Regions from separate parts of the Homo sapiens genome. Here all the other regions are linked to region 3. The links are chromatin contacts, found by Hi-C or POLR2A ChIA-PET in ENCODE. All regions are on one chromosome and are shown on one strand. The core of a region is the stretch at or near the end of the contact, and the rest is flanking DNA. Distances in the headings are between cores, read along the strand shown.

Region 1 (3,118 bases), core at 354-2,853, 300 kb before region 3:
GCATGGAAATTTTGTTGTGGTTCTTCTCTCCACCTGAAAATTCTCTACCCCTAGTCTTCTATGATTGAACTTCATTTTTTCTCTCCTTCAGTTAATAATACATGTCTGCCACCTAAGCTTAAGAACATATAGAATAATTCATTTCTAATGATATTGTAATTTATGTAATCTCTTTGGAGGTGAATATAGCATTATTATTAAAGGCCATTAAAATATCTGTGACCTTTGAAACAGTAATCCAGGTCCTGGGAATTTGACCAACAAAAAAACCTCAAAAAGAGAGCATATGTGTATTTTCAAATATGCTCTTATCATCAACATTTCAATAGCGTTCTCAATAATTTAATTTATAGTAGTAAAAAACAGAAATATATGAATGGACTATTGCGTCTCGTTAAAATGTATAAAGAAGAAGACTGTGTCAACATGAAACTGGTAAGTGAAGTGATGCTGCAAGTTTTATATATATATATATATATATATATACACACACACACTGTACTTCAACTCTGTATATTGGAAAATGGGAAGAAATAAAGCAATTGTTTTAGGGAGTGTTAGTTTGCTAAGGCTGCAATAACAAAATACTAGATAATTAGTGAAATAAAGTGAAACTTAATGGGAAGATTTACGTTAATGAATTTAATAAAATCTGATCCATTCCCTCTACTTCTCAGCAAAAAGAACAATGAAAAAAGTAATGCTATTTTTATGAACAAACACAGGGTTCAGGAAATATAACTAAAATTCTGTATAAATTAGTGTAGAATCCCAATAGTTTTAAATTGTTTAAGTAAAAGGTACATTTTTCTAGGAATTTCTGAATTGGAAGGAACTTTTGGAATTGTGTCAGGTAAGATGCTTTCAGCCACAATAAACAAGAACTACTGACTCAAAGTAGGTTAAAATATGATTTTTTTTCAAATTTTATGAAAATCAGAGGATAAAGGAGCTGTTAGACTGATTAACCTATCGGCTCAGCTAGGTCAGCAAGTGGCCAGTTCATTCAATTGTTCTTCTCTAACACTCTGTGCTTATTTCATCCTTAGTCAAACAATAGTCTTAGTTATTACATCCAGATATAATATCATACACAGAAAGAAAATTAAGTTCTCTTCTTGAGAACTTTAGAAGAATGATTTCTTCAAAAATTTTCATGGATTCTTGGCCTAAAATTTTATTGTTTAAATTGAACAATTTACCTACAAGAGAAATGGGATTTTTCTTGGACCAATCAGGCCTACCATTGTATGTGGGTTGGGATGAGCATAATTTAAGACATACATCTGTGTAAAAAGAATGGTGGAAACTTCAACAAAGTTGGAGATTCTCTTAAAAAGAAGAAAAGTGGAAAATAATAACAATCTTCCTTACTTTACTTATTAACACCCAACAGATGATATTTAGAGACATCAAATACCTTGTCCAATAATTTGAGTGGCCAGGCCTACCATTGATGCCTCTCTCTTTTTGAATATGGAATGGCCAGTGAGAATATTGGTTAATCCTCTCAACTTGCACATTATAATTTACACCCAGGAAAATACTGAAGGCATGTCCTGGCATGAAATACTAATGAAATAGTCAAGAGACTCTTCTACTTTCATCACAACCAGTGAGTCATTGTCTGACTCACAGTAAGACATGTACATCTGTGCTTAGTAATACAATTCCACTGTACCAAAGAAATTAGCACTGATGCATAGATTTACTAGCTGTCATTAGAAAATAGACCTGTTATAATATAAATAAGGTGGGTAAGAATCAGACTGGAAAGCTGGATGTGAATCAAATTTATTGATTCACACAGATGGCAATATGATTTTTGAAGCTCTTAATATAATTGACTTCAAATCCATTTATCAGTCACTATTGATGCTGAAGGCAGTGTGTAAAGTTTGTTTCTTAAAATTGTGTTTTGTTTACTATTAACAATTTTGCAAAGACTTCATTGTAGATTGAAACATACCCTAGATTTGGAGTCAAAACCCCAAATTTGGAAACTGGATTTGTAGCTTACCAACTGTGTAAACTACAACTATTCAGATCCTTGTAACCCTCAAATGGGGATTAAATCAAAACAATAACAAAAGTACACCCCCAATTTTTAAAAATTTGCAGGAGTGCAGTGAAGAGAAATGAGATAATACACATGAAAACATTCAAAACATAGATTAGCACAAAATACTTCTGTCTTTGATACAGAAAAATCCATGCTTGCCAGCGTGGAGCAAGTAGTTCAGGGTTAAGATTGCCATTTTGTAATGGTGCAAGTATTTAAGCCCTCCTTGTTCAAAGAGGTGGGGGAATCATGCATAGAAAAGTTTTGGGACCCATGAGCTAATAAATCAGGTAATAACTACCCAGTAGATGACTGTTCTATCTTTGAGCTTGAATGTTTTTTCCCTATAGAAAACAAACAAACAAACAAACAAAACAGTAGAAGGAAATCTCCTTTCAAGGTTCATAGGAAAAACAGAAACATACTAAAAGAAAAAAGATAATGAAATAAAAGTTAAATCTGATGATTCTAAAAAAGTTTCACCCACATGTTCCAAAAATATTTGATACATATAAAACTATGTAATTAAACAGTTCAAATCCAAGTTTGAATCAGAACACTAGTAAAAATTAGGCTTTCTGCAGGAAATGATACAGTATTTTATTTGTCTTTAAACATTCAGAGGGCGAAATTTTTTTTAACTGAAAATCAATTGCACCTTGGAAAGAGACTATCATCTTCATCAATCTCAATTTTCTTTTCTTTGTTTTTCATTTTGGCAAAAATATATAAGGAGTGAGTTTGATAGATACTGAAAGAAGTATGCCTTAAATCAGTTAACAAAAAAGAAATGAACAAAGTCTTTTGAAAAATCTCATGTGATTGGATATCAATTCTTATTATATGAGAAAAATAAACTCAACATGTTTTTTTATTTCCGAAACCTACTGATGTATTTTGGCTAATTTATGCATGTTAGACTCCATATTTTCATGAAAACAAAGTTATAGAATGAAGGCATAAAAATGTGTTTTATAAAAGATAGTTTTATATCTTTTATAAAAACTATAAAAGATATAAAACTACTTTTATATCTTTTATAAAAACTATAAAAGA
Region 2 (3,261 bases), core at 689-3,188, 450 kb after region 3:
CACGGCACTCCAGCCTGGGTGACATCGCAAGACTCCATCTCAAAAAAAAAAAAAAAAATTACATATTCCCTTTAAAATATCAGGTTTCCCATTTCTTCTGAAAAGTGGGATGACCCAGCAACATTAGGCCCACATGTTGACAACTAACTGGAGCTAAAGAGAAAACAGCTGACTTGATCACACACACACACACACACACACGCACCCCTACATTCTGTGAATGCACACTCAATACATAAAACTGCCTCACTCACTACACAACCAGCCTGGATCCTGGCCATAGAATATACCTTTGTTCTTTGCTTATCCCGAACTCTAATTTAGTTCATCCTCCACTAATTTCCTACTTGGAGTCAACTGTTCACACTTATTCTCACTTCTTTTCAAAGTCCTCTTCTCTTTAACTAGCACTGTGGGCTTCTAGTCAGCTTCTCACCATGGTCCTTTCTACATTGTTGACACACTAAGTGGATGCCTCACCCATCTTCCAGCCCTGGAGTCATTGTTCAAAAGAGAAGCAGGATTTTCTGAGAGGTGGCTAAAGTTCAGGAGGCTGTCAAATTCCTGTGACACTAAAACCAGGAATATAGACTGATGATGGGAGATTAACACTTTCATAGCACCATCAGTTCCTATTTTCCTACAACCACATTCATTGCTATTTACCTATTTTTATCAGCCATTTTTGACCCTTCAGACCCAGAAAAGATTGGCAACTAAAATAAGCTATGCAAAAGAAAAATCCAAAGAATACTTTTTCCTCCTAAATTAGCAGACCCAACATATCTAAATATTAAACACCACCTAAAAACAAGGCAGTATTCAATAAAAATCTCTGCATTTCTTCCCACACTATCTACCCAGCAGGATGATACAAAAAATTATAAAGAAATAGAGTCCAAAATACAACGCTTGCATAAGTTTTAAAAGCATTGCTTGATATGCAAAGATACTAAAAAACAAAAGAAAAAATGTGCTATATTAAATGACAAGCAAAAACTTGATCGCTGTATGTTAATTATGTGTTATTCCAAAGAAATACAGGAAGAAAGGCTATAGCTGAAAGATCAAGAGTTGGCAGAATTGTTTATTGCTAAATTCTCTGTGAAGCAGCCTTATAAATGAGCCTTTCAGTAAATTCATTAACTAGCTGGTCTCAGTCTTAAACTGTCTGGCAAGGAATTGTGCTTATTGGCTAATAAGGCTAGCAACACCCTAAATGTGTTTGCTCATATACATTAATTCACTCAAAAAGTAATTAACGGGTCTAAAAGACTCAGTTCTGGGAGTCCTACTGACGTATGTGGTATAGCCATCCCATATTTTCCATGTTAACAAACTCTTTTCCATTGCATCTGGCTGAAGGCATCGCCTATCCTGGTGTTTATGACTCATGTAGTAGGGCCAAGACTGTTGCTCAAACAAGTTCTGATGGTTGAAACATTAGCCAGCAAGCCCCTTGGCCTCCCAGAAGCTCTAAGATGTCTTACTGTACCTCTTTCTCTGAATATCCTAAAATGCTGCTAACACTCGTCCCCCTGAACTATTATTGCTTTAACTGTATTTAAGGATGTTGCCTACAATTAGCTTTGAATATAGCAGTTTAGAGAGCAATATAAAAATGGTGTAAATGGTCAGTGAATGCATGAATGATCAATACATCAGAAAAGTGAAAAAAAAAAAAACTGGAACTGGTTAAAAGTTTTCAAAATAATTATTTCATAGGAACATTAATGAATACTTCATCTGGTCTCATGAAAAAGGAGTCAAGATCAAACAAAAGGAGTGTCTAATTATTAAACAACTATTTTTCTATGTTAGTGGAAACAAATCAAACTCTCAAACAATATGAAAACTATTTGTATACCTTTGGGAATATATATAAAAAAAATATGTGATGGATTCAGCTATGAAACAATGCTTTGTCTAACTGCCTGGTTACATGGTGCCTGAATAGAGGGTGAGGATGAGGAAAGAGATGACAAATCCACAGGAAATGATGAAAGAAATTCAGCCCAGGATTTGAAAATTACAATAAGTAATCTGCAATGCAGATAATCTACATAAAGAGTAAAGACAAATCACTGAAAACAGGCTGCATGCGGTGGCTCAAGCCTGTAATCCCAGCATTTTGGGAGGCCGAGGGGGGCAGATCACCTGAGGTCAGGAGTGCAAGACCAGCTTGGCCAACATGGAGTAACCCCATCTCTATTAAAATACAAAAATTAGCCGAGCATGATGATGGGTGCCTGTAATCCCAGCTACTCAGGAGGCTGAGACAGGAGAATCACTTGAACCCAGGAGATGGTAGCTGCAGTGAGCCGAGATCACACCACTGCACTCCAGCCTGGGGGGCTGAGCAAGACTCCATCTCAAAAAAAAAAAAAAAAAAAAAAAAAAAGAAAAGAAATTACTGAAAACAGCTAACTTCAAATTCAGCAAACTAAGTCAGATTCCGCTATGGCAAAGAGTTTGCCAAAAGTTATACTTTTGACCACAGTATTAGAATAGGAAGGAAGTAATACTGAAGACAAAATTCACTAAAATATTTTGGTTTCAGTTGGAACAAAAACATTCTCCTTTAAGGAACTGGTATTGTGGAGACTTGATGATATTCTAGGAAATGAAATGAGATAATGTTTTCGAAATAGCCCCACGATAATGTCAATGAGTAATTTCAGTTCTTATCACCATATGATGTGGTTAGTGAGCAGTACTGATACGGAGGGGAAAAAAAAGGTGTCAGAATGTTAAAAAAAAAAAAAAAAAAAAAAAGCCTCCCTCTCTCAGGAAAACAGCAATCAACAGCTACTGCTGCTGGACAAAAACCTAACACTTCTCAGTCATGGGGGAAAAATGTCTGAAAATGAGTTTCACTGTTTCTCAGCAAATGTTGGCTTAAATATCTTGGCTGTGCCCATCAGAATACCTATGCCCAGCTTCATAATCATAAAGAAAACAGGATTCCAGGTCATTTGTGCTACAAGAGACTCAAAAGGTCATTTGGCCCATGTCCAAATTGACACTAACTTTTCTCTATTACACAGCACACAAACTGCAGAGTCAGATCTATGGAACCAGGTCTTTCTCCTCTTCCTTGATCTATTTCTCTTCTTCTTTTAAAAATAACATAGATTGGCCAGGCATGGTGGCTCATGCCTGTAATCCCAGCACTTTGGGAGGCCAAGGCAGGTGGATCGCCTGAGGTCAGAAGTTCGACCCCAGTCTGGCCAACATAGTGAAACCCCATCTCTACTAAAA
Region 3 (3,424 bases), core at 560-3,059:
TTTTTGAGATGGAGTTTCACTCTTGTTGCCTAGGCTAGAGTGCAATGACAATCTCAGTTTACTGCAACTCCGCCTCCCAGGTTCAAGCAATTCTCCTGCCTCAGCCTCGCAAGTAGCTGGGATTACAGGCATGTGCCACCATGCCAGGCTAATTTTGGTATTTCTAGTAGAGACAGGGTTTCACCATGTTGGTCAGGCTGGCCTTGCACAACTGACCTCAGATGATCCGCCCTCCTCAGCCTCCCAAAGTGCTGGGATTACAGGCGTGAGCCACCGCGCCTGGCCCGTATGTTTGTTTTTAATGATGGGGCCTCGCTCTGTCACCCAGGCTGGATTGCAGTGACCTGACTATAGCTCTTCACAGCCTCAAATTGTGGGGATCAAGCTATCCTCCCACCTCAACTTTCTGAGTAGGTGGGGCTACAGGTGTGCCTGGAATGTTTCTTTACTTTTTGTTTGCATTAGAAATATTTCCCCACCTCATTCCATTTTCCATCTCTCTTAATTTTCTAAAATACACGTGTTTTCTAAAACCAGGTCTAAACCCCACCTACAGCTAAAATCCTCCAATAACTTCCCATGACTTTGGTGATAAAATAAAAAATCATTAGCAGAATTGAGAAATCCTTCCTGATCTGACTCTTAACTTCTCTCCCCCAAGTGGCATGAAAGCATCATTTGGATTCTGAATTCCATGACACCAGGTATCAAGTTTTCTACCAGTCAGAATCACTACTTATTTACAGACCATATTTACAGAGGGAGACAATATGGAGAGGTTCTTGCTCTATTCTTGCCATAACACCATGTCTTCAATTTCACAACTAGATATATAGTTCCTATCCCTCTAATTCCCTTCTCCTCTCCAGCGCTTTTTCACTTGATCAACACCTAGCTGATTCTAGCCTCAGCAAAGACCTCACCTGCTGTATGTAGGCCGGCTCTGCCGTTTCCAGAATGGGTTAAGTATGCTCTCTTGTGTGTCCATATCTACCTGTGCTTTCCTATATCCAGATCTCCAACAGCCCCTGTTGTAACATCCTTGTCATCACCATCTCACAGCTCTTACCACTGTAAGCTCCTTGGGGCCAGTGACTGTGTTTTTATTTCTGTATTACTAAGGTGAATATACAAGGCAGGAATTTAATATTAGCTAGTTCATTTGATCCTGCCAAACCTCTGTAATTAAGGAAGCAGAAAAGGTCCCATAGTCTCATTCAATAGGTGGCTGAGGTTTAGAGAGTTTTGTATCCTGTCCAAGGTCTTACAGCTAGTTAGAAACAGAAACTAAATTCTCAACTTGAGTCCTGTATTCTTTCTACTATTCTCCCTCTCAATCCCTCTCTCTCTTTCTCTCTCTCTCTCTTTCTCTCCCTCTCTCTCTCTCACACACACACACACACACACACATACACGCTTACATGTTTCTACCATCGTGAATGAATTCTAGGTCAAGTTTATGATGTTAACCAGATATTCCAACCACTATGTGTTGATATGACTCTAAAAAGAAAAAGATTTCTGAAAGCATTTTGCGAGGCATTTATAGAAGTAAGAGATATTTTCATTTTATCACCGCAACCTCCATTAAAAATTGGAGACTATTATTCCTGGAGACTTCAGAATTTTCTTTGGAAATATCTCCCAATTCAAAAGGAAGTCTGACACAGCCTCATAAAAATCTATGTCGTAATAGGTGCTGTGTCACTGAAAACCACTGAAAAGACAGGGTTAAGAACACAAAGTGAGCTGCACACCATATATGGAGAAACCCGTTTCTTAAAACTAGTGATGAACTCATGCTCTGTTCTGTTTTCTCAAAGCTGAAGTCGGCTAGGTTTGCAAAGCTGTGGGCTGAGCACTCAGGCAATCACACTCTCAGAAACTGCGGCGGCTCTGGACTGCAGCCTCCCAAGGCTCCATGCCAGACAAAGCATGCGTGTCACACTTGCTACAATAGCCTGGATGGTTTCTTTTGTCTCCAATTATTCACACACAGCAAATATTTTGCCAGATATCGAAAATGAAGATTTCATCAAAGACTGCGTTCGAATCCATAACAAGTTCCGATCAGAGGTGAAACCAACAGCCAGTGATATGCTATACATGGTAAGGAAAATATCATTAATTGTGGCGTCAGTCAGTCAGAAACAACTAATGTGTATTGACTTTGGTGTTAATACCTTCGTAATACTGAATGATTTTTTTTTCATTGTGATTAATGTATGCAGTAAATTCACAGTCTGTGATCAAAACACATCCAGTTTAGCTCTGTCTACCCAACTGTTGTTATAAGCAAGTGCCACAGCACATTTTACTTCTCTTTGGACACTTCCTGTTTTCTGGTTTTCAGTGGATTTTACTTCTCTTTTTGTTATCTTCCTCCCTGTTAATTTTTGTGATTTGGTTTTCTTTTTTTTTTTTTTTTTTTGTCTCTAAATTTACTTTTTTTGCTGCTGACAAAGTACTGAGTTGCTCAGGTAGGCAGAATGGCATCTGGGGAAAGGATGGGATTTTGATTCAGTAAGGCTTGGGATTGAATTTCAGATCTGTGGCTTTAAGCTGGTTTTTAACCTTTCTGAACTTCTTAGGATATGGGCTGTTGTGGTTATGGAATAATGTTGTGAAACACGGCACACACTATTTTGCCCACAATTAGCCTTCAGTGAAATGTCAGTTTTCCTCACTTAGATTCTAAATTCCATGAAACTAAATTGTCACGTTTCCTACCAGCCCTACTCAGTGCTTGAAGACCATATTTATAGAGGACTCATATGCAGTGGTATCTTCTCTCCTTATCTCACCTCGTTTTCCATTCAAATTCCCACTGTACTCACCCCAGTTACATTTCAGATGAACCCCCTATTGTTTAATGTTTATTTTTGCAGACTTGGGACCCAGCACTAGCCCAAATTGCAAAAGCATGGGCCAGCAATTGCCAGTTTTCACATAATACACGGCTGAAGCCACCCCACAAGCTGCACCCAAACTTCACTTCACTGGGAGAGAACATCTGGACTGGGTCTGTGCCCATTTTTTCTGTGTCTTCCGCCATCACAAACTGGTATGACGAAATCCAGGACTATGACTTCAAGACTCGGATATGCAAAAAAGTCTGTGGCCACTACACTCAGGTAAGGATCTGCCCTATATTATCTTGAAACTGTCTTTTCAAGTATGAGGAGAAAAATTGTACTATGAAGTTAAGAAAATGTATAGTATGCTAGTATACCTGTAAATATAAGGGAGTTAAATAGAACAGCCTCCAAGAACAGAAAATAATGCTTGAAAAGTTTAGTTGTGTGAACTAAACACATAATAGGTAATATGTGAGGCCCACCAACTTGGACAGGCTTTGAACAATTCCTGTAACAGCTATTCTCCCATAGGACTTTATTCCATTTGTGAGAAATCAAAGAACCTT

The links. A loop is a pair of places that touch in the nucleus more often than their neighbours do. ChIA-PET counts read pairs that join two places held with the same protein, here RNA polymerase II (POLR2A). Pooled maps may share reads with other maps.
Region 1: a loop to region 3 is called in a map of IMR-90, with 4 times the contacts of the local background. The contact joins the enhancer-like site here to the promoter of GLIPR1 in region 3. A Hi-C loop is called at or near these places in 2 of 168 maps with a recorded cell type or tissue (IMR-90 and PC-3), 2 of 37 single-sample maps with no recorded cell type and 2 of 50 pooled maps. POLR2A ChIA-PET finds 5 or more read pairs at or near these places in 1 of 52 experiments (activated T-cell).
Region 2: a loop to region 3 is called in a map with no recorded cell type, with 12 times the contacts of the local background. The contact joins the enhancer-like site here to the promoter of GLIPR1 in region 3. A Hi-C loop is called at or near these places in 3 of 37 single-sample maps with no recorded cell type and 12 of 50 pooled maps. POLR2A ChIA-PET finds 5 or more read pairs at or near these places in 8 of 52 experiments (K562, T-cell, activated CD4-positive, alpha-beta T cell and 4 more).

What each region holds. Positions count from the first base shown.
Region 1 is chr12:75,176,573-75,179,690 of GRCh38, forward strand. All of the region lies in intron 2 of KCNC2 (potassium voltage-gated channel subfamily C member 2), which reads right to left. Among named protein-coding and RNA genes, the nearest start is that of KCNC2, 32 kb to the right of the region's middle. Within about 2 kb of position 1,604, at least 2 of the 41 ENCODE cell types and tissues checked have a DNase peak (open chromatin) inside an H3K27ac peak, as active enhancers do.
Region 2 is chr12:75,931,958-75,935,218 of GRCh38, forward strand. No RefSeq gene overlaps it. Among named protein-coding and RNA genes, the nearest start is that of PHLDA1-AS1, 97 kb to the right of the region's middle. Within about 2 kb of position 1,939, at least 5 of the 41 ENCODE cell types and tissues checked have a DNase peak (open chromatin) inside an H3K27ac peak, as active enhancers do.
Region 3 is chr12:75,478,946-75,482,369 of GRCh38, forward strand. GLIPR1 (GLI pathogenesis related 1) reads left to right here and starts at 1,810. Exons shown (of 6, transcript NM_006851.3): 1 at 1,810-2,109; 2 at 2,889-3,134. The coding sequence starts at 1,936.